Linked DNA regions of Mus musculus: all the other regions are linked to region 1. A link is a loop called in an ENCODE intact Hi-C map of the cell type or tissue named here. Cell type or tissue: left cerebral cortex. All regions are shown on one strand. Region 1 holds the start of Gm35326 (a long non-coding RNA gene). Region 2 has its middle 220 kb from the start of Gm35274. Region 3 has its middle 100 kb from the start of Gm35326. Region 4 has its middle 73 kb from the start of Gm47415. Region 5 has its middle 14 kb from the start of Gm40552.

Region 1 (5,000 bases):
CCATTGGCTTCATGGGCAGTGCCCAGGGTGAACCCATGGAAGCTGAAACCACTTGGCTGCATAGATTATCAGCACCGTGGCCTGAGAATGCATGCAGTCTAATCTTTAAAACTGCCTGCTTTTGCAGCGACTCTCCTAGAACAGCTGAGATGGAAGATGGCATGATAGAGGGATTTGTATTCTGGCTAAAGTTACTGGGCTCTGACCACTGAGTCCAGGGAAGAATGGTGCAGGGGGAGTGGCCAGAGAGGGTCAAGTGGGTCTCAGTCATTTCAGGCTACAAGTCCCTTGTAAGCACCTTCTTTAGAGCATTGGAGCAACAGGGATCAACCAGGACTCACTGCTAGATCCCATGGATAGTTGGTTTTCCCTACGTTATTTGAAGAACTACAGGAGGACTTCCTAGCCTCTCCTGGAAGGCCGGGTGACTTTAGATCGGGAACTTATTTTTATGTCTTAATACTCCAATAGAAAAAGACAATAATGACAATTGCTGGCATACAGTGGAAGGTGGCATAGGGACATAGGTCTACCTTAGCTCCTATCACAAGAGGCAGGACACTAACTGCTGGGTACAGAGGACCCAACTCCTTGCTTTAAAAGGGACACTTATTGTCTTACCCACTAAGAGTGTCAGCATCATGATTCACAAGGGCAAGATTGTACGTCCAGGGTGATGGCCTTCTGGGGTAGACTTGATGTAATGGCTTTTAATTTGAGGTTATAAAACCCCATCTTCCTCTCCTTAATCTAAATCTCGGAGGCTGCTTGAACTCTTTGGTACCAACTGGAATCAAGGCGTCAACCTCCCTGCGTTAGTATCCAGCTTCTCTTGGTCTAATCTTGTTTCTCTACTCCCTTCCTTCCAATCTCTCCATTAGGTTCAGGTTCTGCTTCAGAGTTTACAACCTAGGAGGATCACCTTCAGAGAATGAGAGTCTTGGTTATTGATTATGAGTTTATTACAGAGATAGGTTATTTTATTTAGGCGGGTTATTTCATTGTATCTGAAGTTTTAAACATCATTGAAAGAGGGCTTGAGGGATGTTCATTGTGACGGATCCCTGGCTAGAAAAGGCCTATCTAGGTCCTCATGGAATTTTGGGAGCAAGAGGATGTGCTTTGTTCAGATCTAGAAACTATTAACATTGCCCACATCTCCTGTGTGTCTGGGGTTGTGAGTGGGCACGGCTGATTTTTCTGCTGTTATCATTGACAATCATGCTATATATTTTTAAGGTGATCCCCCTCCCCCTTTTCATTGCCTTGCTGCCAGGGAAGCTGCAGTGGTCCAGCTCCCTCTACTTGCCCTGAAGATGTGAGCATTGGATGTCCCGCATCCACATTGTGCTTCATCTCCTCCCTACACAGGAAAGCCAGGAACTTCGCGCTCTTTATTGCCTTTCTCTCCATCTACACCGAGGCAACACTATTGTTTCTGGGGAGACAGAGGAAAGAAAAAGTTGACTGCAGAGCTCCAATGTGATGTGTTGGGAGGAAAAAGAAACCACATCAAACCAAATGAAACCAAGGTACCAGTGTTTGGAAGAGAAATAAAAACATGCCTCAGGTGGTGGAGGGTAGTAAGAAGGCTTTTACCAGGTTATGATGAATAACCAAAGGTCCTCCTTAAGCTAAACTGACTTATTTAGTGATAGTTACAGTGACTTAGAATATACCTCTGGGGAGCATGCTCATTAGCTGTAAACACCCTTGGATATCTAGGTACAAAAAATGAATTACAGAGGACCTGTCTTCGACGAGAGTTGAAAGTGGCCATCTTTTAATTTTTTATTTTTTTCAGTACCCATCCATCAACGTAATACCTCTTGTCATTTCTATAGGTCACTATGATATTCTCTTTAATTCCTTTCATTTCCTTTAATAATGCAGAACTTTTGGACGTTTCTTGGAGGAGATAAAAGACAATCATGACTCTCAATGCCCGCCGTGCTCTTCTGTATTCAAATCAGAATAGAGAGATGCGGGTCTAGCAGACATAGTGCGATATCACTGAAAAGCAAGTTAAGGAATTTTAGACTGGTGTGTGAATGGGAAAAATGGAGGCAGGGAGTTAGAAAGAGTTAGAAAGGCATAAAATATAAAACCTAGATTAACAGGAAATAGAAACAAAGATCAACAGGAAGTGGAAATAAAGGCAAAAGAGGGAGAACATCCCAGGCATTTGAAATATGTTATATTACATTAAATGGATGCTGAAAGCTATTATTATTAATAAAATGAAACTCTATCCATGTACTTAATAGTAATAGAAGGGGTGAAAATTATTTCTTGTGTCTTCTTTTGGTGTATGTATACTTAAAACAATATCATATGGTTCCTGCCACCTAGCTCAACAATGACAGAGTGCTTCCCTCTAGGAACAACCACTGTGCCAAGTTCCCACGAGAGGGCAGCAGAGAGCTGAGAACTGTTAGTCTGTGGAGACTCAAGTTCACCACCTTGCCTCCTACAGCCACAGTCAATTCCAACATTTTAGGGATAAGGTAATAACCAACCACCCCAGGCATATGATGGTCTCCTAAAGGTGAGAGGAGGAGAGGGAGATAGGGAGGGAAAAGCGGAGGGGGAAGGTGAGAAAAAGGGGGAGAGGGAGAGGGAGAGGGGGAGGGGGAGGGAGAGGGAGATATGGTTAACAGTAGTACTGAGGTAAGAAGCTAAAGCCTTAAAGAACCCTTTTAAAGGTGCTATTCTGAATGCTAGGAGAGGCTGGTAGAAGAAACAAATTAGAGAGCATATTTATTTATTTATTTATGCTCAATAACTATTTTCATTATTGCATAAGCATATATGAGTTAAAAATTTAGGGTCTTGCTGTTTCCAAAACATTGATGCTCACTCAGGAAGGTCAAGGTTGAAATAGAGGTGAATTCTGTGTTGTCTCTCAACTCAGTGTTCCAGGAAAATAAGGGCCTACTGAGCCTCTGATGTGGCTGTGAGTGCTGCGCTGTATGCTTTGGGAGACTGAGGCAGTATGGCAGAAGCAGGTCACAAGATGCTTTCTGCACCTATTAATTCCAGTGGGCATTCTCTACCAAGACAGGAAGCTAGAGGTTGTAACTCACAAGGTCTTCCAAACAGTGAGTCATAGGGTTGAGACTCCGGTTAAAAGCCAGAACCATCGTTGGTTCCCATGCCGGGGGAATGCCATAAATATCACCCACTATTGACATTTCGTTACCTCTCTTCTCCTTTGTCTTCTATTTAATGATGCATCAAAGTCAGCTTAATGGACACAGATTCTCACTAATCACCAGGATAGATAGATAAACAAAAATGATCTATAGTGAATGTGTAATGTAGGGAAGCAAATGAGGGTTTGGGGTGAAGGAAGCTAAACCTAAGTCAATGGTGGGAAGTGGCAGGCAAGAGACAGTGCAGTCTAGGAGTCTGGGAGTCAGTCTGTCTGGAAGTCAGTCTGGGAGGGCAGAGTCTAGAGAGCGAGCCCAAGGTCCTCAACAGTTGTAGAAACCTTGACTTGTTTCCTTTATGTCTTAAATCATTTTAGATTTTTTTAAAATTTGTCAGATACCTACTTTTATAAATGAATTTTTATTTTTGGAGATTTTAATTACATCATTTCCCTATTTTCTTTCCTCCTTGCAAACTTTCTCATATACCTCTCCTTCCTCTTAAAAAATCATGGCCTATCTTTTTTCTAATTGTTTTTTCACACACACACACACACACACACACACACACACACACACACACACACACACGCACATGCACACGCACACATGCACATTTCTGAATACATACATGAGTTCACCCTGCTCAGTTTGTATAATGTAACTTGTTGGTATTGGATAACCAGTTGCTTTGCTCTTTCCTGGGGCAGACTCTTTCTCCTGCTTGCTTTCAGCTTTCCTTAGTTACTGGAAGTCACTATATAAGGTGGAGACCTTGTGGTCTCTGCCCCAACCACAATGACTATTGTTGTCCTTGTTCAGCTCATATCCAGGCAGTCATAAAGGAAAGACTTTGTCTGTGAAATTATTTTATACAGTTCTTCCCTAGGAAGAATCATATATCTCTATATCTACATATCCATCCATCTATCTATCTATCTATCTATCTATCTATCTATCTATCTATCTATCTATCTATCTTTATGTTTCTATGTCTACATATCATCTGTATCTATCTATGTCTATCTATATCTATCTTCAAATAGAGTCAGATAAAATAGATGTTCTCACTAAAATACCAAATTTTATATTGATAGGCGACACTGCTATGTGCTCAACACTGCCTGAGAAAAGAACTATACTGTTGTCTACCTGCTTGGAATAGTTTGAGGAGCAGAGTGTATGGAAAGAGCTCAAAGCCAAGAGTGTGTCTGGCACTACAGCTTGGGACCAGTTCAAGGACCTCCTCTGATTTCTGGGATTCTTCCTTACGGCCAATTTTTGAAGATCAAACTACTTTGACACTCAAGGTCAAATGGAGATGAAGACAGAATCTAATAACTGCTAAGTATATTGATTTCAATAGAGCTGGAAAAATACAGTGATTAAGTTAAGACTCACGGGTTAATAAGATGGTTGCTGAAGTCATGGGCAAAGTGTATGGAGGTCAACTGTTTATTCTGAAGTGCACCAAACAGTAAAATGAATTGATGACTCAATAGAAACAAATGGATTAATGAACACGTTTGATAAAACATTAACATCCAACTTCAGTAGTGTACACTGTGAAATTTGTTTCTTTTCCTGCTCTTGATTTTTTTTAATGTTAAAATATTAGAAGCAAACACTTTGGAATCCATGCAACCAGGCCAATCTGAATAGCAATACTGATTCACCAGAAATACTTCACCACCACTTAATTCTAGGAAGGAAAGTTTACTCATAGTAACTCATGAGGATTAGATTTGTCATCAATAGTTTGGGATCAATGTGCTATATTTTGCATCATATCAACCCATGGATGTATGAGATTTTATAAAAGAATATATCATCCTCTAGGAATAGAGA
Region 2 (5,000 bases), 350 kb after region 1:
TAATATAATAGGAGACCCACCTACTCCTTTGTAAATTCCCTTGTTTATGCTACCAGAAGGTCAGCAAGCTGACATCTTTATTAATATGGCTTGCATTACCACTTTTATTTTTGAGATGATAGAAGGTATAGAAATCTGAAGACCAAAGAAACTAGACAAACAGAGTGAAAACCGGAAGGTAAACTTGACTAGTTTCCATAAAAACTTGTGGATTATATTGCCAGGGTCAAGGTGCCAGAGAGCTCTCAAAGAAGCCGGAAGGAGGGACTTATGAATAAATAGCAAGTAGAATGAGCAGGTGTCCTATGCTTACGGACACTAAGATATTATTGAAGTTGATTCCTATGGGACATAAGACACTTTCTTCACAAGGTGTTTGCATTCTGCCTTTGTTAGGAAATGGGATGCAGAAGACGTGGGCCAGACAGTGTTGATTGAGTACTCTTTCCTTCACTGGAGTAGTCTGTCATACTTCGGAAGAAATTTCACACCATGATCACTCGAACTGATCATCATCTTTGCCTTTTATTCACTGGAGTCTCCAAAACATTCTTTTCTAAATTCGCTTAGTTGTGCGATATGTTTCTTCTGTTAAAAAACATTTACTTATACCAGCCCCATAGAGATGCAGGAAACATAATCTTGTAAGCCAGAGTGTTTGTCCAAAACCACACCACAGGCAGGATGTCAGTCATCTTGTATCTACAATAATCAGACTCTATTGCTTATTCTTATAGATGCCTCTATCTTAAATGGGTTTATAATAACTAATGCATGAAGAGAGTTTCTAGACACTCTGCAGTTTCCCCATCATTATTGCTTTAAATGACAACAGTTTGTTATAATTAATGAAATAGCAGTGACCATTATGAATAGGAATTTATATTTTGATCAAATTCTTCTAGATTTTGCCCATGGTCTTGTTCCATTCATACCTGTCCTGGATGTCCCCATTGTCTTTAGTTATATAATCTTTCTAAGATCTTTCTAACTGTGAGAGACTCTCCAACATTTTCTTTGTTTTAGGTTTTTCAGAACTGGTGGTTTGAAAGAATACTTATTGGTCAACTATTTTATAAATTTTCCTTTCTTTAGGATTTGTCTGATACTTTCTCCCATGTTTGCAATGGGGCAATGGGTTTCGGGAGCACCAAGGAGGTAAATTATCATTTTATCACATCGTCTACCAAGGGAATATGGCATCCATATAATTTGTCATTGAAGATGTTACCTCAGTCATTTGGCTGAGGTCACCTTATCAGGGTCCTCCAGCACAGCAGAGTTTCAGTCATTAATTTTTAACGAATGCCTTTATGTCCTCCTTAATATCCAGAATAAACTAAGGTGCCTCTCTGTATATAGCATGCAATGTGAAAAGGACAACAAGCAAGACAAGTAGGTGGAATGAGAAAACAGTGATGGTGAAGAGAAGCAGAAGCAAAGGCAGTTTACAGAAACATTTACAGGATATACTGTATGCCCTGGCACTCAAAATATAGGCATGATCCAACATTAGTCTTCTTTATCACCAAAGGACATAAATGAAATTGTTTATTATGGGTCATGTGTTCAGCTATGAATTTTGGTCAGATTTTTGACTTAGTGCTTTCTTCTGCCCAACAATTTAATGTTGGTCTTCTAAAATAATTATCTAATGTAGCATTAAGCATTAAACATTCTAGGACCTTCTTGCATCTCTCTCTCTCTCCTCTCTCTCTCTCCCATTGGTATATCTATACTAATACTTTCATGTAAGATAAAGGTGTGCTAACTAAGCAATATTTAATATAATTACTATGGCACTATATTAGATCTATTAATGTAATTACATATTTTTATGTGTGTTGGTGTTTTCTCTGCATGTATGTCAGTTCCCCCTGAGTGTCTGATATTCTTGATACACTAGAGGAAGGGTTACATTGTACTGGAGATAGTTGTGAGCTGCTGTGTGGATGGTGTGAATATAACCTGGGTCTTCTGGAAAAGCAGCCAGTTCACCTAAATTCTAAGCCATCCCTCCAGTCCTGACTTCAGTAATTTTTAAAGTCTAATTTGTCTAAGGTTGAAATTCACCATGGTTTTAAGAATGAAACTGTTAATTTTGGACACTTCATGTCAAGATGACTACTGGTTAATTGACTTTTGGGAATAGCAGCCTAAATACCTAGGGATATTTAGGTTCTATCTTCTGACAAAGTCAAAATCAACAATGCAATATACTGGAGTATGGGCATTTCCATGACACCATGGCTTATTCTCAAACTGAAGGGCTTATACTAGGTTCTGAAAAAGAGGCACATGGGCTAGAATACATGGCCATGGAAAGTATTAGATAGAGATGCAGGGTCTCAAAGAGGCACTGATGGAGACCCATGCCTCCTGGGTACTACAGGTATCAAGATCCATTTTTATTCATGCTTTTTTGTTTTTGGAGGGGATGATATTTGTATACAGATCAGCAGAGTTTACGCTAATTGTTTCAGTGCCGTGTGCTTTAGCCAGAAGAGTCAAATGTCCTCATTTTATTTTTGACAATTCAAAGCAGCATGGCCTCAGGGCCCAAGCTTTAGATCTGTGTTTGAAGTCAGGACCATTATTTTTCAGGATGCTCCCTAATTAGAGTATTCAATGTGTGTGTGTGTATTTCTATTACAGTAACTCAAAATGGATATTTATTGGTTATTTCAATAAATGAATAAAATCCAGTCTTAGATGTTTTTTAGAACTATGATATTCATCTACATAAGAATACTGGCATATTAGCATCCCCTTGTGGAGAAAACTAAAGGAGATGAGACACACAATATCACCTGACATCTCTTTTTCCATCTAATAGGACACGTGCAAGGGAAAAAAAAACTCATTTATGTGTTCAGAGATTATTGAGGCATAATAATTTTTAATGTCTGAGATTTAACCAAATATTAACTTATCGGTCTTTGCAAGGGGTTAGAGCAGGAAAATGTTAGGAGATACTCCAATTTCAGAAATTCCAAGATATTGTTGGGAGGGAGTAGATTCAAGGAGGCTAGTGATGGTGATTAGACCCTGGAGAGTATGACATTTCTATTTTTGATTTATTAAGTTAAAACTTTCAGGATTGTAGGAGCTTGAGTGGTACCAAGCCATTTTCTCTGGGACATATTACCCTTGAACAAACAGGCCTTGAGGTTTCAGCTCTAAGAGGTGAAAAGCTTCATTTCTGATCCCCCACACCACCCCCCGGAGAAGCAGCAGTGCTCTTGTGAGCTTGCCTAGTAATCATCCAACCTTGGTTACATCGGCATCGGGCACAAGGGGCACAGATGTATCCTGTAAGAATTACTCCCAAGGGCATGTACGCACTCCATGGTCTATTTGTGCTAAATGTATGAAAAAGCTGGTGCCAAATATGCTGTTTGCTTAATGATGGAATAAAGACCACTTAAATTAATGGATATTTGAAACCCATCCTTCCAACACAATTACTGGAGCAGGAGATGTTAATTCTTCCCATCACTTGTCTACCCCTCTTCACCTTCCAACAGGCTGCTCCACTGACTCTGGATGGCAACTCTCTGCTTTGTTTCCAGTGAACTCAATTCATCAGGTGGCTCTCCTCCCAAGCTCTTAGCACCTCACTATAACACTTCAATTAAATTGAGAAGAGTAATTACTTGAACTGACAAACAGAGGAATACTAATTAACTAAAAAGTTCATTTCAGGGCACTTAGACTGGAGTCCTGCAAAGGAAAGGGGTCATGATTTAATGTATTTTCTTGACTTGTTTTGTAAAACACAATTCTTCATTGTAATAATGCCCGAAGAGCCAAAGTGTGTTGCATTAACAAAGAATTAATGACTCTCAGCTACGGAAGAGGTGCCATTCCTCTTTGTTTGGTTCTTTATAAATTCACATATCTAATAAGATTCATGACCAGAAATAAAACTAATGATCCTAGATTTTTATCCTTGTTAATTATAAATATATCAAGTTTTAAATTTATCAATTATATCTTCAAATATATCTTACTAATGCTTTATTTAGGAAGCTAAATCTATCATATTAAAAATTTACTCTCTATTATCTACAACTCAGATATAGAAATATATCTACACATATGCATACACATATATGCATATTTCCATTCAAAGTATATATTTTCTGTAACATACACTTACGTATCATGAGAGTGTCTTTAAAATATAAAATATTTAGACTTCTCGAAGATAGGGCTTTAACCTAGTTAAGTAATGCAAATAGGGACAGAACCCACCAATGAGCAAGTATTCATGAATCAAAACAAGTGAAGTAAACTGTTTGCCAAAAGAAATCATAGCATATGTTTTACTTTTAATTTGACACAATATTTTGACATAATCTGTAAGTATAAGCATTAAAATGCTTAGCACAGAACAACAGAGAACACAAGAAGGTGAATTAATTAAACGTGTTGAGTTTAGCTTAATGGCATATTTTTATGTTATAAATAAGATTCTCTTTTCATAAATACTTTGGTGTCTAACATATGATAGTTTTTTGGCATGTACCTGATGACTGAATTAGATATAATCTTTATGGATTCAGAGAGTAAGAATGGAAGCAGCTTTGGTGTTACCAATGGAAGTAAACCCCAGATATTTAAGTATGATATCAGTCTGCTCTACTGGAAAGGAACAAATGCCCATGAGGTTATTTGTATTATCATAATTACAGTCAATGTTTATTGGTCAGTTTCAAGTAGGTAGATCCTCGCAGTGCTCGTTTCTTTCCTTACAAATGCAACTTCTTCATCTACCAGCATCATAGGCTCAGCTGTATCACTCTAAATAACATACTTAAGTATTAACACCCAGTGTGTCAAGATACGGCTGTTTTGGGAGATTGTGTTTTAGATGAACAATTAAACTCAAACAAAAATAGTGGGGTCTTCCCTAATTGAATTTGACTAGTCTACTTAGAAGGAGAGGACATTAAGATACACAAAGAAATAATAAAGACCAGTTGACTACGAAGGCA
Region 3 (5,000 bases), 100 kb before region 1:
ACCCAGAACATAGAATGAAATAAAATGAGTCACAGGAAACTTTACCTGGACATTCTCTGGAGTCCTTTCTCACAAGTGAAAACTTGTAGCCTTTGTGATTATTTCCTTTTTCAGAGAAGGAAGGTCATGTGTGCAAAAGTGTATTAAGAGAAACAAACAATATGATTTGAGGTGCACATTGCTAGATCTCACAGGCCTATGGGAACATTTGGAGACACATCATGATTAATGATATACTAATTGATTTTTTCCAAGAAAGGATCTCCCTAGTTAGTTCTTTATCCTAGAACTTCTTTTTTTAAAAAATTTTTTATTACGTATTTTCCTCAATTACATTTCCAATGCTATTCCAAAAGTCCCCCATACCCTACCCCCCACTCCCCTACCCACCCATTCCTACTTTTTGGCCCTGGCGTTCCCCTGTATTGGGGCATATAAAGTTTGCAAGTCCAATGGGCCTCTCTTTCCAGTGATGGCCGACTAAGCCATCTTTTGATACATATGCAGCTAGAGTAAAGAGCTCCAGGGTACTGGTTAGTTCATAATGTTGTTGCACCTACAGGGTTGCAGATCTCTTTAGTTCCTTGGATACTTTCTCTAGCTCCTCCATTGGGGGCCCTGTGATCCATCCAATAGCTGACTGTGAGCATCCACTTATGTGTTTGCTAGGCCCCGGCCTAGTCTCACAAGAGACAGCTATATCAGGGTCCTTTCAGCAAACGCTTGCTAGTGTAGCAATGGTGTCATCGTTTTGAGGCTAATTATGGGATGGATCCCTGGATATGGCAGTCTCTAGATGGACCATCCTTTCGTCTCAGCTCCAAACTTTGTCTCTGTAACTCCTTCATTCCGGAGTTATATAGACTAGGCTGACCATGTATTCACAGAATCCCCCCAGTTACTGCTTCCCAAGTGCTGAACTAAAAGCATGTTCCACTACACTGAGATATTTGTAAGGGCATTTCTTCCTCAAATGTTAGACTCCAAGTGTCCTCCTCTTCCTCAGGCGTTCAGTTAGCTTATCTGAGATTCATCATTGAACATATGTTGTTCCTGAATACCCCTGACATAAATGTCTATGTTCTCAGTGTCTCCACTTGGTTATCAAGAAGACATCTGATATGTTGTGCGTGAGAATGGGCTTCTAGTATCTACATGCTCCCATTCCTGAAATGAACACACACACACACACACACACACACTGGTTGAGGGAGAAAGAGCTGTTCCTCTTGTTGCTCTCATGATCAGCTACAATTTTAAGTCATACAGATGAAAACCATCAGAGACATATTTGACTCCTTTCCTTTCTTTCCACTCCACGTTTGGTAGGATCCGTAAACTTTTGCTGTCTCCTCAAAAGACATGCCAGCAATCCTTACTGTATCATTTCTCTCCTAGAGGGCTGTGCTAGTCACCTTTATCTCTGGAACAGATCTTGGCAATAGCTTCTTTACCACCCTTATTCTGCCCACCTCCCTCTCTATTCTGTATTCTCAACCCAGTAGTTCAAGGTCCTGTCAGCATGTCAATTAAAGCTGAGACTGATGAAGCCCTATAATTCCAAGCTACCCAGAGACTGAAACAGGAGGGTCAGAAGCCATCATCTGACTGTCCTACCGAGTGAGTTCAGAGCAAGACATGCTCTATCTGAACACATTTAAGTTGAAAACCTGTTAGAAAGATCAAGGAAGGTAACTATATAGTGTTAAGTGGACAAATCCAATCATAGACATAACAAGCATAGAGGAACCCAGTCTTGGAGCATTCAGTTTACATAAAGCAATAATTTTATTCAAGGCTCACTATGTCAATGAATCCCTCTAAATAACCACCTTGACTCACATGCAAATACTATCTGTCTTTCTTCCTTGGTTTATTTTTTTATTCAAATGGATGACATGATACTTTTGTTAGAATAGAAGTTCTGCGGAGACAAGCTCTCGTGTGTGTGTACATTTGTATGTATGTATACACACATGTGTATGTGGTTATTTATGTAGGTGTATGCAGGTGTGTGTATTTATATGTATGTGCACGTATGTTTGTAAGTATATTTGTGTGTGTGCGTATATGTGTGTGTGAGAGAGAGAGAAAGGGAGAGAGAGACAGAGTCAGAGAGACAGAGACATAAAGAGACAGAAAGGGCAGAAAGGGCAGAAAGGGAGGGAGAGAGAGAGAGGTGAGGGAGAGAGAGAGAGAGAGAGAGAGAGAGAGAGAGAGAGAGAAAGAGAGAGAGAGAGAGATGAGTTAGCTCACTGCCTGCTGTATCATTGGCTTTCAATGTGTAGTTGCTAAGTGGTTGAGGGGATTAATGTCTCTTTTAATAGATCTCTACATTCTTCTTCTCCTTACTCATGCTAATATTGAGCCCCTGCTTCTCCAACTTGTACAAAATGCCAGTTATGACAGTCTTCTGCTAGTGATTACTCTTTGCCTGCTGAATTGCCAACAAAGCTGGAAGCCCTGTGTCTGAATGGACTGGATTGTGGAGTCCCTTAGCCGTGCATAGGCCATAAGCCCTGGCTTATGCTGACTTCTTCAGAGGGTTTTCTAAAGAGCTTCTTCAATGGTGGGATTTATCTTCCTGCTCTTCTCAATGGATTAAAAACCAGCTCGGAGCCAGGTCAGGAGGGTAAGGTATAAATACCCTCCAGTCCCCTTTATTCTTTGGGGCACCTGAGCCAAAAATCTTTTTCTCTATGGGAAGGAATAAAGTGAAGCTTTCAGGTCTTTGAGTCAAAGTACAAACTACACAGAGAGGTCTATATTCTCAAGTGTCAGAGAGTCTACATCGGGGTTCTATTGGGTCATTCTGAGAGTGATTACTGGACCAGCCAGATAGGATGGAAAAGGATAGACCAGAGTGTGGTTGGTGTGGCAGAGGTTCAGTGAAGAATTTGTTTCTACTACTTGGAAAGGGAGTAGGCCTTCCTTTCAGACTTTCCTTTAGAGCATCCTGGCTTGTCAGGGAAAGGCTGTTTTCGAAGCATTTCTTCCTTTTTATTTTTCACCATTCCTCCTTTTCTCTGTTCCTTTCTCCTCTCATCAGAAGATGGCAGCAGAGATCGCTGTCTTCTGCAGCTCCAGACCGTGGCTCCTGCATCTACCATCTGTCCAGCAGGACACAAATGCTCCCCAGTGAATAAACGCAGGGTAAAGTCCTTTCCAGAAACATATCGATTTCATCTGCGGAAAATAAATTCGCAAACTACCGTTGCATTCGTTAGTTCATTCTGGACAGAGCGATATAGGAGTTGTGTAAAACTCAACTCCCAATAGTGGCCATCCTTGAGGCTGTCCCTTTCATAGGAACTTAACTTATCAGTCCTCTGTGCAGAAAGGCCAGGTAGCCTGTGGAGTCTTCCTTTCAACCCCATGCAAATCCACACAGTCAAAAGGCCTGCAAAGCCTGCATGGGCTCTGCTCCCATCTTTCAGTTGCTTTATTTATCTCTGCCTTTCTACCTTGTTTGGTGTTCTGGTTCTGAAGCTAAGGAATGCACTCGCCTACCCATGCCCCAACTTTATCATTTGTATCTGTTTGGGAAGATAGATAATCTTGGACCTATTATTTTCTCTAACATGTAAGGAAATAGATTCATTGTAAATTTTTGTTTGTTTCTCCTCTGTCCTTCCATTTTCAAGTGTATTTTTAAAAGGCATTCAAATGATGCAAAATAGCGTGATATTTTCTAAGAAGCTCTCATGACAAGGTAATGGAAATTTAAATTATTATTTTCTTATTAGTATAACTTCAGTTTCAGCAAAATACCTGATAGAAATTGGTTTTAAAAGTCAGAGTCAGACCACAAGGGGAGGTTTTAAGCTTGTCCAGTTGTGACTCCCAGTTACCTCTGTGTTCTAGTCAGCTTCTACCCATTCTTTATCCTTGTATTATAAGAACAAAAGGGTCTCCCTAAAAGTACTTCCTTCCAGGTTGCAATGATCAGGATTGGGTCACATCACCATTCCCAAGTTAACAGCTAGTATTATAGGAGTAGTTCTAATTCTTACTCTACTTCAAGGTGAGTTTTCCTTGCGCACGCTACTGTTACTAGCTGAACAATACTGGGTTTCTTTTAGTAAGCAAAAAGGGTGTGGTGGTTGTTGTACAAGCAATTTGCATGATATGCTAACATCACTCAAAGGTGAGAGGATGTGGCAGTAGGCATCTTGCTCTTTTCTTTGTCTGGAAGGAGAGATGATGAGTGTTACAACACCAGTTGTTTTAGACAACTATACTGTGTGTGTGTGTGTGTGTGTGTGTGTGTTTGTGTGTGTGTGTGTGTGTGTGTGTGTGTGTGTGTGTGTGTGTGTGTGTCTGTGTCTGTGTAGGAGAGTCACTGAACTCCTGGCATAGTCCCAGCACTGGGAACAATATCATGAAAAATGTAATTCCTCTTCCCTGTAAGAATTCCACAAAGTCGAATGAATTAGATAAGGAATACATTATACTGACAAGTAGATAAATTGACACATAATGCATTGTATCAGATCTTTAGGGAGAGTATGCATAGTTGGGTATTTAGCTATACAGGGACTACTTATAAAATAGATGCATGGCATTACTACTACCTTTACTAAGTGAAACATGAGTAAACATGCATGTGCTGATTATGATCAAACAGTAGAGCTGACTGTGCTTAAATAGCTGCTGTCCATTCCCCATCTTTATCTTTCTTCCGTATTGGACAAGGCAAGCTTGGGAACTAATTTTTGTTATTTTGAAGTTCCAGGTTGGAGCTTTCCAATGATAGAGCTTACATTTAGTTCTGTGGCAGTTGCTGTTTAAATATGTAAGGATTTATAGGAACTTAGCACCAAGCCCTAGGGAATAATTCTCTTGGCTGCTGTAAATGTAAAAAGAAAGTAAGAGATCCAAGAAAGGGTTGAGAATACTGGATGTTTTCCAGGGAGCAACTGAAGTACAGGGGGTAGTTCAAGCAGAGTTTACTTGTTGCTTCTCTGTTGCTGTGATAAAATACCATGGGCAAGGCAGTG
Region 4 (5,000 bases), 310 kb before region 1:
TCTGTCTGAGTGAGTTGTTGGGTGGAACCTCTCAGAGGGCACCATGCTCCCATCTGCAGGCATAAAGAGTATCACTGATAGTGTCAGAAACTGGTGCTCGCCCATGGAATGAGTCTCAGGTTGGGTGAATTATTGGTTGGTCATACCCTCAGTCTCTGCTCCCTCCCCCATGCCTGCACTTCTTGTAGACAGGATACATTTCGGGTTGAAAGTTTTGTGGGTGAGTTAGTGTCTCTATCGTTTCGCTGGGATTCTTGCCTGGCTACTGGAAGTAGCCTCTTCAAATCCCATATCCCCAATGCTGTGAGTCACAGCTAAGGTCATCCCCCCCTGATTCTTGGGAGCCTCCCTTATCCCAGGTCTCTGTCTCATCCTTAAAGTGCTCCCACCTCCCCATCGCAGTCAGGGGCAGACTTCTCTTCATTCTCTGGTCATCTGCCCTTCTCTCCTGTCCCTCCCCACACCTGATCCCGAATCCCCCATCCCCCCCATCATTTCTCCTTCCTTCTTCTCTCCCTCCATCTGCTTCTTATGACTATTTTATCCCCCCTTCTCAGTGAAATTCAAGTTTCCTTGTTTGGGCCCTTCCTTCTTGTTTAGCTTCTTTGTGTCATAGGTATCCTATGTTTTATGGCGAATACTCATGTGTAAGTGAGTCTATGCCATGCATATCCTTTTGGGACGGACTCCCAATTCTTATACGTAATCAGAGCCTCAGTGTTCTCCCTTCGGGTTCTCTTTCAGCTCTTTACTGACACGCAGGTGCGTGTTGACATTGCTGTCATCAGTGTACACAGGCATCATTCTACATTCTGCATTTTAACATAATGTCCTATTCAGAATTGTATCTGTTTATTTTGTGGGGTTGCAGGGGTTGGGATGTAGGGCCTTGATAGTGACGGCTCCCATAATCCTACCTTTCAGGACTTCTAAAAAGCCTGGAGGGTCCATAGAAAATTGGTATTTTAATACCCATGCCCTAGAGCTTTGTTTTGGGAGATTTTATTTAGCTTTTACAATGATTTAAAAAAATTGAGATTAATATAATTATATCATGTACCTTCTCCATTTCCTCCCATTTGCCTTCTTGCTCTCTTTCAAAGACTTGGATTATTTTAAAGTTATTGTTTTGAAGTTATTGTTGCTTAAAGAGCCGAAAGAGAACCCAGAGGGAGAACATTGAGGCTTTGATTACATATAAGAATTTGGGAGTCAGTCCCAAAAGGACATGCATGGTATGATGGTATGTACTTACTTCTAAGTGGATATTAGCCATAAAATACAGGCACCATGCTACACTCCACAGACTCAAAGAATAAATAAATAAATATATGCATACACACACACACATACACACACATTCATAACTACATAGATATAACCTTCTCAGACCATAGAATGCTACTTGTATGTCTGCTGGCCATTTGGTTTTTGATAGCAATAAAAGCCTGCTATCAACAGAAGAGGGCAAATGAAAATGTGAGAAATACTTTTGTCTTGTTTTTAAGGTAACGAGACTCACACACGATATAACTACATGTGCGCATCCCCTGAAGCCACGACCCACCGAGCAAGATGAGGATCCGAGACACAGCGATGTGAAATGACACTTGCTGGCTCCTTCTTTGAGGAAGGAGCCATTTCTCTGATCTCTCCCTCATGCTGTAGCTTTGCAACCACATTGATGTGTGCAAGTTTGAGGTGACATGTCCCTTTCCTAACGGTACCGTGTTTATCACACAGCGGTGTTTACAGTTGTCTGGGAACAACAAGAAGGGAAAGAAAGTAACATGTCAGGGTCCTTCGCTATCTCTTTGAGGTCTGTTTCCTCAAAGGCACACAGCAGACCTGAGCAAAAGGGACAGAATGCTTGGTCTCTGGGCGCTTCTTTCCTGGGGGTTGGGGAGATAAGTTTTCTCTACTGAGTCTTCTCAATTTTAGACAAAAGCTGAAACACAGAAATTCTACTCCAGATCACTGAGAGTGACTGACACATTTGAAAATATCTTTTTACTATGCCAGGAACCAGGGCTAGTGTGAAAAATGCTGCCCGCAGGAAAAACTGTATTGGATCCCTGTCGGAGATTTCTCCAGGACAGAAATACCTCAGTTCTTAGGAATGTCCACTAGATGGCAGCATGACTCCAGTTAAAGTATGGTGTCTTTAAAAAAGGCGTTCTTAAGGTTCAATGGAGAGGTTGGAATGCAAAAAGCTTTCTGTATATAAATCTAAAGGTATTCTAAGCTTGTGAGTGTGTCTGCGCGCGTGCGTGTGTGTGCGGTGTGTGTGTGCACTTGCTTGCACACATGTCACAGAGCTCCTGTGGAGACTGGAGGACAACATTTTTGGAGTCAGCTCTCTCTTGAGACCAAGGATTAACCAAGAGGCTGAGTTTAGTTGTCAGGCTTGCAATGCTGCAAGCGATTTACCTTTTAAGCTGTCTCACCCACCCAAGAGTTACCTAGTATCATATGAAGCACACTGGTATTTTTTCCATAAGTTTTACTATCAGTTTCTAAGCAACATATGATTTAAGCCAGCTTCATGCTATAGCTTAAAAACCTTTCGTCGTCCACCTCCACATTTGGATGGCCAGACACAGGTTTGCCTGGCTAAGGCTTCGATCTTTGAAGGGCAGGTGATGTTGATTTGCTAACTGGCTCTGAAGCCATTTGAAGCAGACCACACAACTATGATCCTATTAACTGCTGTTATATCATGATTTTCACTTGGTAGTGGGATGTGAGCATTTCTTCTTTTTTTCGACTGCAATTTCATATTAGCGCAGCTCCATTTTTGACCTTTGACAGAAGCAATATATTAAATAATGATGTTTGCACCGAATGCCTGGTGGTGCGTGAGCTGTTAGTAGCGCAGAACAAGATGTTTGTCGGTTTCGCTGCAGAGGACTGGATAGTGGGACTCACACATAGGCACATTCTTTAAGTAGAAGCAAATTTTTTCTTAACAGCAGCTTAAGATCAAGATTCTTAATTTTATTGATTAGATAAATTGCTTCTAAGCAGCTGGGGGACTGAGAGAGGACAGAAAGTTTGGGCTGAAGACTGTCAGTGATAGCTTTCCAAATTTAAGGATTAGTGGCAGATAGATGCCAGGATGTTCATGGGGAGCCAGGGCCCCACTGTGGCTGCCCGCCATTGTCACCATCTGCTATCTTTAAGACACGTCCACGTGGCCAGGACGAAGTAAGTTAGAGATGTGTGCACAGTAAGTCTGGTTAGTTGAGTTAGTTAAGTGAACAAACACATGCACACTTAACTGTATATCCGCACGTGTACATGTACACACACACCATCCCACCCACAGACACTGGTCCACTAATAGCACAAGCCACTCCCTTAGGTTTGAAAACATTGATCATTCTCTGTAAAGAACTTGGTAGTTGATAAGGTGCATTCAGACATGTCCTGTGTGAGTTTCACAGCCCTGTGCTTTAAAACAGAAGCAGTCGTGCTGGAGAGATGGCTCCGCCATTTAGGGCACCCGATGATCTTCCAGAGGACCAAGGTTCAATTCCCACGTGACAATTAACAATGGTCTATAACTCTAGTTCTAGGGGATCCGACGCCCTCTTCTGGCCTCCTTGAGCACCGCATACATGTGGTGCGCAGACATACAGGCAGACGGATACCCAGACGCGTAAAATGAAAAAAAAAAAAAAAAAAAGTCATTTAAAAAATAGAACACACATAAAAGAAGGAACCGGCCTCTGCTGGCCAGTAGACAGAATTCAGAAACACAATGATGGAACACATAACCACGGCCCACAGGGGGCGCTCGGTAAATTGCTCCTTCCCGCTGATTACCCTTCACTACAAGCTTTGGCATAGTGGTCTCTTGCCACACTCTTTTCAGCTCAATACTTTATAAGGACAACTCCAGAATCTTTTTCAAGCTCTTTCTTTGATGGCGTGTGTCTGATCTTCAAAATTCCATCCTGGGTTCTCCGCGTGTCCCTGTTCATTGGTTTTGCTTCTATTTTGGGGGGAGGGAAAGCCTTGTTGATCTGTGGCCTGCAGGGTGATGACCAGGCAGAGCGCCCGCCCCCTAAGCAACAGGCCTTTCCGAGGATGCCATGCCAAAAGAGGACATCTCCAGCCATCAGCCTCCAAAGGGCTTTCCCGGCTGCAGGGATGGACAGGGATGTTCATTTATAACTCGGGCAAGCAGGGCTCTCACTGGGGTGGTGAGTGTCAAGAACGCTGGGATGTTAAAGGGAAAAGCTGTTGTTGCCCAGGACCTTAGAGTATTGGATTTTTTTCTCCCTATAACAACAAGCGCAGACAAACAGTAAAGGACACAGCAAGAGAAGAAAACACCACTGAGAGATGGGGGAGTGTCAGTCAACAGGGAAGAAAGGGGCCAGGGCTCCTAGCAGCTGAATTTCCCATTGAGGAAACAAATGTCTGAGGAGAGCAGCAGCACCTTGTGACATTTGCTAAGTGGCTTTGATGATTGACTTCTCAATTGAGTTTCTGTACTGAGCAGAGCAAAGGGTGTGAGGGAAAAGCAATTTTCCCAATGGGAGTGTAAAATCTTTCAGCCTAATGAAATGTTTTTTTTCTGGTCTAGAGATAACAACCCACTTTTGGATTTTATGCCTCCTATTGATTCTTTGTGTATTTTTTATAGAAGCCCTGATGAAATTCAGTTAATTGTATTTTGTTAGACTGTGAGATTGTCTTTTTTAAATATTCTCCAAACCCTCATGTACATGGTCTCTCTCCGTCTTCTCTCCCTTTCCCTAACAAGGTGCTTAACTTTGATGAATGGTTTGTGGCAGCTTAAAAAAAACACCCCTCAAAACTGTACCTTTTGATCCCCTTCCCGTTTGAATAATGGTGGAAACGCTGAAAAAAGCCAAGTTCTGCTCAGCAGTAAGAGGTTGAAATACGGTCATTAAATCCTGATGGGTTTTTCATTCTACATCCCACAATTTTAAGGAGCACGGTTTTGTAAGATGGTTGGATAAGTGCAA
Region 5 (5,000 bases), 640 kb after region 1:
CTTCCTGACTCTAGACAAATGTGACCAGATGTGCCATGCTCTTCCAGCCATTCTGTCCACACCATTCTTTGGTAAAGATTACAGTTGGATGTGTTCTCAAGCTGTCAGTCAAAACAAGCTCCTCCCTGGAGTGGTTTTGTCAGTAATTCTGTCACAGCAATGAGAAATTAAATAACACAATCCCTGCTTCCACTTATGATCACCTGAGTGTAAGTTTCAGAACATAGATTTTGGCAAGGAGATCATTCATAACACTCCACCCCCACAAATAAGAGAGCCTTAAACTTAAGGCAGAACTTTTTGAAAGTGGTAAGTTTTTCTTAAAGATGCGATAGAAACTTTCAGGAATTAAAATTTGAGGTGAATAAGAAATTTCTCAAGTCAGTCAAATATGTTCATCAAGGAGTTAAAAACATTAGTCAACAGAAAATATTTTCCTTTCATTTTATAAATGTGAGTGTGTGTATTTGTGTTCATGCACATGAGCATGTGTAAAATATCCCATGTGAATGGATGATCAGATATGGGGATCAGAGGAGAGTGTTAGAGTTGGCTGCTGCTCTCCATTATGTGGTCCCCAGGGATCCAATTCAGGACAAGACTTGGCAAGAAGTACCTTTACCTGATGAGTCTCACCAGCCCATCAGGAAATCTTACTGAAAAGGGGGCTACATTTGTATATTTTAATTTACAAATTATATGACACAGTTTGCAGTGAGATGGAAGACAAAGAGGTCCCTTAAAAGGATTTATTTCATGTTACATAAGAAAAAGACACTAGAATTACAGTACTTGCAAAGATTAACAACCCGGAAAAACCTAGGGGTAGACTTCGAATGAGGTCAGTTAGAGTCCACATGTTATCACAAAGACCCAGTGTCTTCTCTGACTTCTCAGCTTTTTTAAACTTCCTTTTCCCTTCACAAGGTAATCCTAAATAGCCTGGGCTCAAATTTGTCCAATTTACAGCCCATTACAAACAAGGGAAAATGGTTCCCTGGGTTCAACCTCGAGCAATATAAGAGTGAAAACCTTAGTTTAAATGCTCAGAGGCCATGCGAAGAACTCATCTAAGTAGTGCCACACCTACAATTCCATCATTCCTACAGGGAGAGAGAATCAGGAGAATCTCCACAAATTCCCAGGCCCAATTCCCACGGACCCTGTCTACAAACAGAAATAGAGTGGACTCTGTCTCTCACACTGTGGCATGTTAGAACCAGCATCCATTGCACTCTGCACACATGATGTGGAATGCATGACTCTATGTTTCCTCATACGGCTGTTCATATACACATTGTGCGTGTGTGTGTGCATACACACACACACACACACACACACACACACACACACACACACACACACGTACACAGGCATATGCAGAAAATGAAAAAAAAAAGCTCTTCTCCATTAATTTGAGCACAGTGTCTGACAATTTTTGCCTCGATGGCTAATTTTTGGAAGGCAGTGAGTCACATTACCTCCAAGATAGGCAAATAGGTTGGCCAAATGGATTTCATGTAGATTAAAGACAAAAGGTCACAATTGTGATTAGGTATCCACCCCCACCCCCACCCCCCAAAAAAACCAACCAACCAACCAACCAACCAACCAACCAAACAAACAAACAAACAAACAAAAAACAGAGAAAGACTATAGGACAGGGACTTGGCAAAGAAAATTTAAGGAGGCCTGGAAATCAATGCCAGAAGTGAGACAGATTCCTGTCAGAGAGAACAATCTCCTCCACAGTCTGTCATGACATCACCTATGACATCACCTATGACATCACCTATGACATCACCTATGACATCACCTATGTTATACAACAGGCCAAAAATAAATCCTACAATGAGGTTATATTGTTCACTGCTTTCTTTATGCCAGTAAACCATGAAAACTCACAAAAAGTTTCATATGCAAGCATGACATTTCCTAGAGTAAAACTTCTATTCATTTCTCAAAGAAAGTGGCTCCACCACGCTGTTTCTAAAGGGAAAAAGCCTGGGAAAGATTTCAACAAAGGAAATCTGCTTTAGAGAAGAGCTGACTCCCGCGTCTAGCCGCTTCTTTAAATAAATGTTTTCTTTTATCTTTGGATTTTTATTACTCCAGAATTGCTTCTCGGTGGTATATATTATACAGTATCTGAGAGACAATTTCGATTTCACCCAAACTTAATTCAAGGCAGCAAATTTAATCACCCCAGCGATTCAGTAATTTTCCAAGAAGACCTTCAGACCTCAAATTAAAAGGAGTCAACTTAAGTGCCTAATTGTTTTTACAGATTTTTTTCTTCATTGATTTTAATTAAGGTCTTCCTTGTCTAGTGAGCTTGGAGGGCTTTCATTACCTAGTGAAGTGACTTTATTTGAAGTCAGATTGGACAATGAGGCACACACAGGAAGGTACTGTTCAGGATTGGAAAATTCATCTTCTTTTCTGGTAACATTGAAAACTTTATACTGAAATCTGACAAATGTCCCCTGAGTACCAACGGGGAGACAATGATTCTAAAGAATGGGAGTACGGAAAACTTCTTGGTGTGACCTAAGAAAGGGAGCATCATAGTGAGCAGCTGACGTCCAAGCGGCCCCCTGAGCATGGACAGCACAGCACTCCCCATGAGGTGGCCATGGGCTCATTTTGTGAGTCTGGAAGAGATTGCACATGCTCTATCATCAACTCCTCCGACTTTAACTGAAACATGCAATCAGTCTAAGCTGACTCCTTTCTTTTTTATTTTTTTTAATTTCAAATATTTATTAAATTATTTTATTTACTTACATTCCTGATTCCTCCCCCCCTCCTAGAGTTCTTCACACCATACCCCCTCCCCTTTGCCTCTGAAAGGGTACACACCCACGCACCCATCCACCAAACCCCTTTACCTACCCACTCACCCCACCTCACCCTCCCAGCATCCCCCTTCCTTGGGGAATCAAGTAAGAGCAGAATTAAAAACTGCAAATGCATTTGGTCTCCTCTCTGTTTCAAAGGGCCACTGAGGATGGTGAGTTTGTGTCCCACTGAATATAAAATCGGTGAATATAAAAGAGTGAAGAAAGGTTAATTACTGACAGCAAGGGAGGAGTTATTTCTTAACAATGCTCCCCTTGAAAAACTAATTTTATTTAGTAAGCTTATAAGCACTTTAAGATAAGCCCCTTCCTGAGCATGTTCATGCTAAGGTCATAGTGCAAGAAGAATATATGACAGTTACAGTTCTGGGTACACGCAGATCGAGAAGCACATGTTCACAAGGGAAAGTGATGCACAGAGGCGCCTCTAGACACATGCACGTTCTATTTTCATTTTGTTTTAACTTGAGGCAAAACAAAGCATACAAATTAAGGGTAGTATACGATTTTTTACCTAGAGCAGTTTTCTGTGCTTATAAGGTAAGAAAATGCGAGGATTCTCCATGAAGACAAGAGTTTGCTATTCCTGGTCAGCCTGAACTAAGTAGTTTATGACATTAAAGTATCACATGCCTTTTCCACATCTGAATGCTTAAATCTGTGAAATGTAAACATTGATTCCTTCAAATTATTTTATTTAATAGTTTTTCTCACATTCCATGCCCTCCCCCACATTCTGAAATGCAAATATAATTTCACAGTCTAGATAATTTTATTTTTGAGCATATAGGGTTGATCATATCACATCAGATAACTAATTGTTGTATTATTTCTATAAAAGCCAGAGAAAGAATGAATTTGTTTGACTGTATTTTCTAAGAATGTCATAAACAATATGCATAAAGTCTTGCCGAGATGTCTATCCAAATACGAGATGAACAAGAGTGATTACAATAGATATACTAGTGGAGATGAGAAAGCTCACAAGGCCTGAGTCCTGCACAAGAGGTCCAGGTAATAAAAGAATAATCCAGGATAGAAAGAGAATCTTCCCCAAGGAAGATCACACCCATTGCTTATCCAACAACAAATTGTCCTTTTTTTTTTTTTTTTTTTTTTTTTTTTTTAAAGAGAAGGTTTCCCTAAGGAGATCCGGTTGGTATAGTTTTCAATGTATTTTTAAAAATAAAATAAGATAACTAATGTTTAGAGACATGTAAATGTTGTATAATATTTGTGATGAAATAACTTGTAACATTTATAGAAGGATGTCTGAGGTGCTATTCAGAGTTCTCCAGCAAACAGAACCATTGTGAGACTCAACAATAAATAAATAAAACAAAATGGGAGGGATAACAAACACATACACACACACTCACAAATTTGTGTGTGATGTACATAGAATATGCAAAGTTTGTAGAATATATGTACATATCTATTATCTATATCTGTCCAGTTGCCTGTTGAGTCTTCCTGAAAATATCTGGTTTCTACAATTGTAAGTTGTTTGTTTGTTTTTTTGTTGTTTTTGTTTTCGAGACAGGGTTTCTCTGTATAGCTCTGGCTGTCCTGGAACTCACTTTGTAGACCAGGCTGGCCTCGAACTCAGAAACCCGCCTGCCTCTGCCTCCCGAGTGCGAGTACCTGTATTAAAGGTATGTGCCACCATGCCTGCCCGGCGGTTTCTAAGATCATGAAGAATGGGAAATGCTGTGAGCTGCCATCTTCAGGGATGGAAGGTAGGAAAGACTGTGGTCAGTGCTGTAATATGGTCTGAGTGTAGAGGCCCTGAATCTAGGTGAGCTGACAATGTAAGTCACAGGCAAAGGGGAGAAGTTGGTGAGATGATCTTTCCCAACTAAAAAACTAAGACAAAAAACAAAACAAAACAAAATAAAGCAAAAAATCTGCAGTGGGTCTTTGTGTGTCAGTGCATTTGTATGCATATGTATATATATTGTGCATGTGTGCATGCATGCATGGATGCACTCATGCACGTGTGTGTGTGTGTGTGTGTGTGTGTGTGTGTGTGTGTGCATGTGTGTGTCTGTCTGTGCATGTGTGTGTGTGTGTGTGTGTGTGTGTGTGTGTGTGTTGTGTTTTGTTTTTTTACTCAGAAACTCCTCAAATAAGGTCTCT

Evidence for each region. A loop is a pair of places that touch in the nucleus more often than their neighbours do. Peaks named below come from ENCODE experiments on the same cell type or tissue, not always from the same donor. Only the 100,000 strongest peaks of a DNase experiment are listed, where the experiment ranks them.
Region 2: a loop joins it to region 1, with 3 times the contacts of the local background. A loop is called at or near these places in 4 of 42 quality-filtered maps.
Region 3: it touches region 1 in a loop (2.9-fold over the local background); 3 of 42 quality-filtered maps call a loop at or near these places.
Region 4: a loop joins it to region 1, with 8 times the contacts of the local background. A loop is called at or near these places in 14 of 42 quality-filtered maps.
Region 5: a loop joins it to region 1, with 4 times the contacts of the local background. A loop is called at or near these places in 2 of 42 quality-filtered maps.

What each region holds. Positions count from the first base shown.
Region 1 is chr12:97,870,025-97,875,024 of GRCm38, reverse strand. It overlaps Gm35326 (a long non-coding RNA gene), which reads left to right and starts at 1,276. Exons shown (of 3, transcript XR_381821.2): 1 at 1,276-1,532; 2 at 2,382-2,507; 3 at 4,250-4,839. In left cerebral cortex, a CTCF peak has its summit at 2,408 (motif pointing right); a DNase peak (open chromatin) is centred at 2,415.
Region 2 is chr12:97,518,595-97,523,594 of GRCm38, reverse strand. No RefSeq gene overlaps it. Among named protein-coding and RNA genes, the nearest start is that of Gm35274, 220 kb to the left of the region's middle. In left cerebral cortex, a CTCF peak has its summit at 2,792; no DNase peak of the experiment used is centred here.
Region 3 is chr12:97,972,390-97,977,389 of GRCm38, reverse strand. No RefSeq gene overlaps it. Among named protein-coding and RNA genes, the nearest start is that of Gm35326, 100 kb to the right of the region's middle. In left cerebral cortex, a CTCF peak has its summit at 3,047 (motif pointing right); a DNase peak (open chromatin) is centred at 3,091.
Region 4 is chr12:98,179,165-98,184,164 of GRCm38, reverse strand. No RefSeq gene overlaps it. Among named protein-coding and RNA genes, the nearest start is that of Gm47415, 73 kb to the right of the region's middle. In left cerebral cortex, CTCF peaks have their summits at 2,121 (motif pointing right), 3,549 (motif pointing left) and 3,749; DNase peaks (open chromatin) are centred at 2,206 and 3,246; H3K4me3 peaks cover 205 bases; H3K27ac peaks cover 667 bases.
Region 5 is chr12:97,225,452-97,230,451 of GRCm38, reverse strand. No RefSeq gene overlaps it. Among named protein-coding and RNA genes, the nearest start is that of Gm40552, 14 kb to the left of the region's middle. In left cerebral cortex, a CTCF peak has its summit at 1,999; a DNase peak (open chromatin) is centred at 1,991.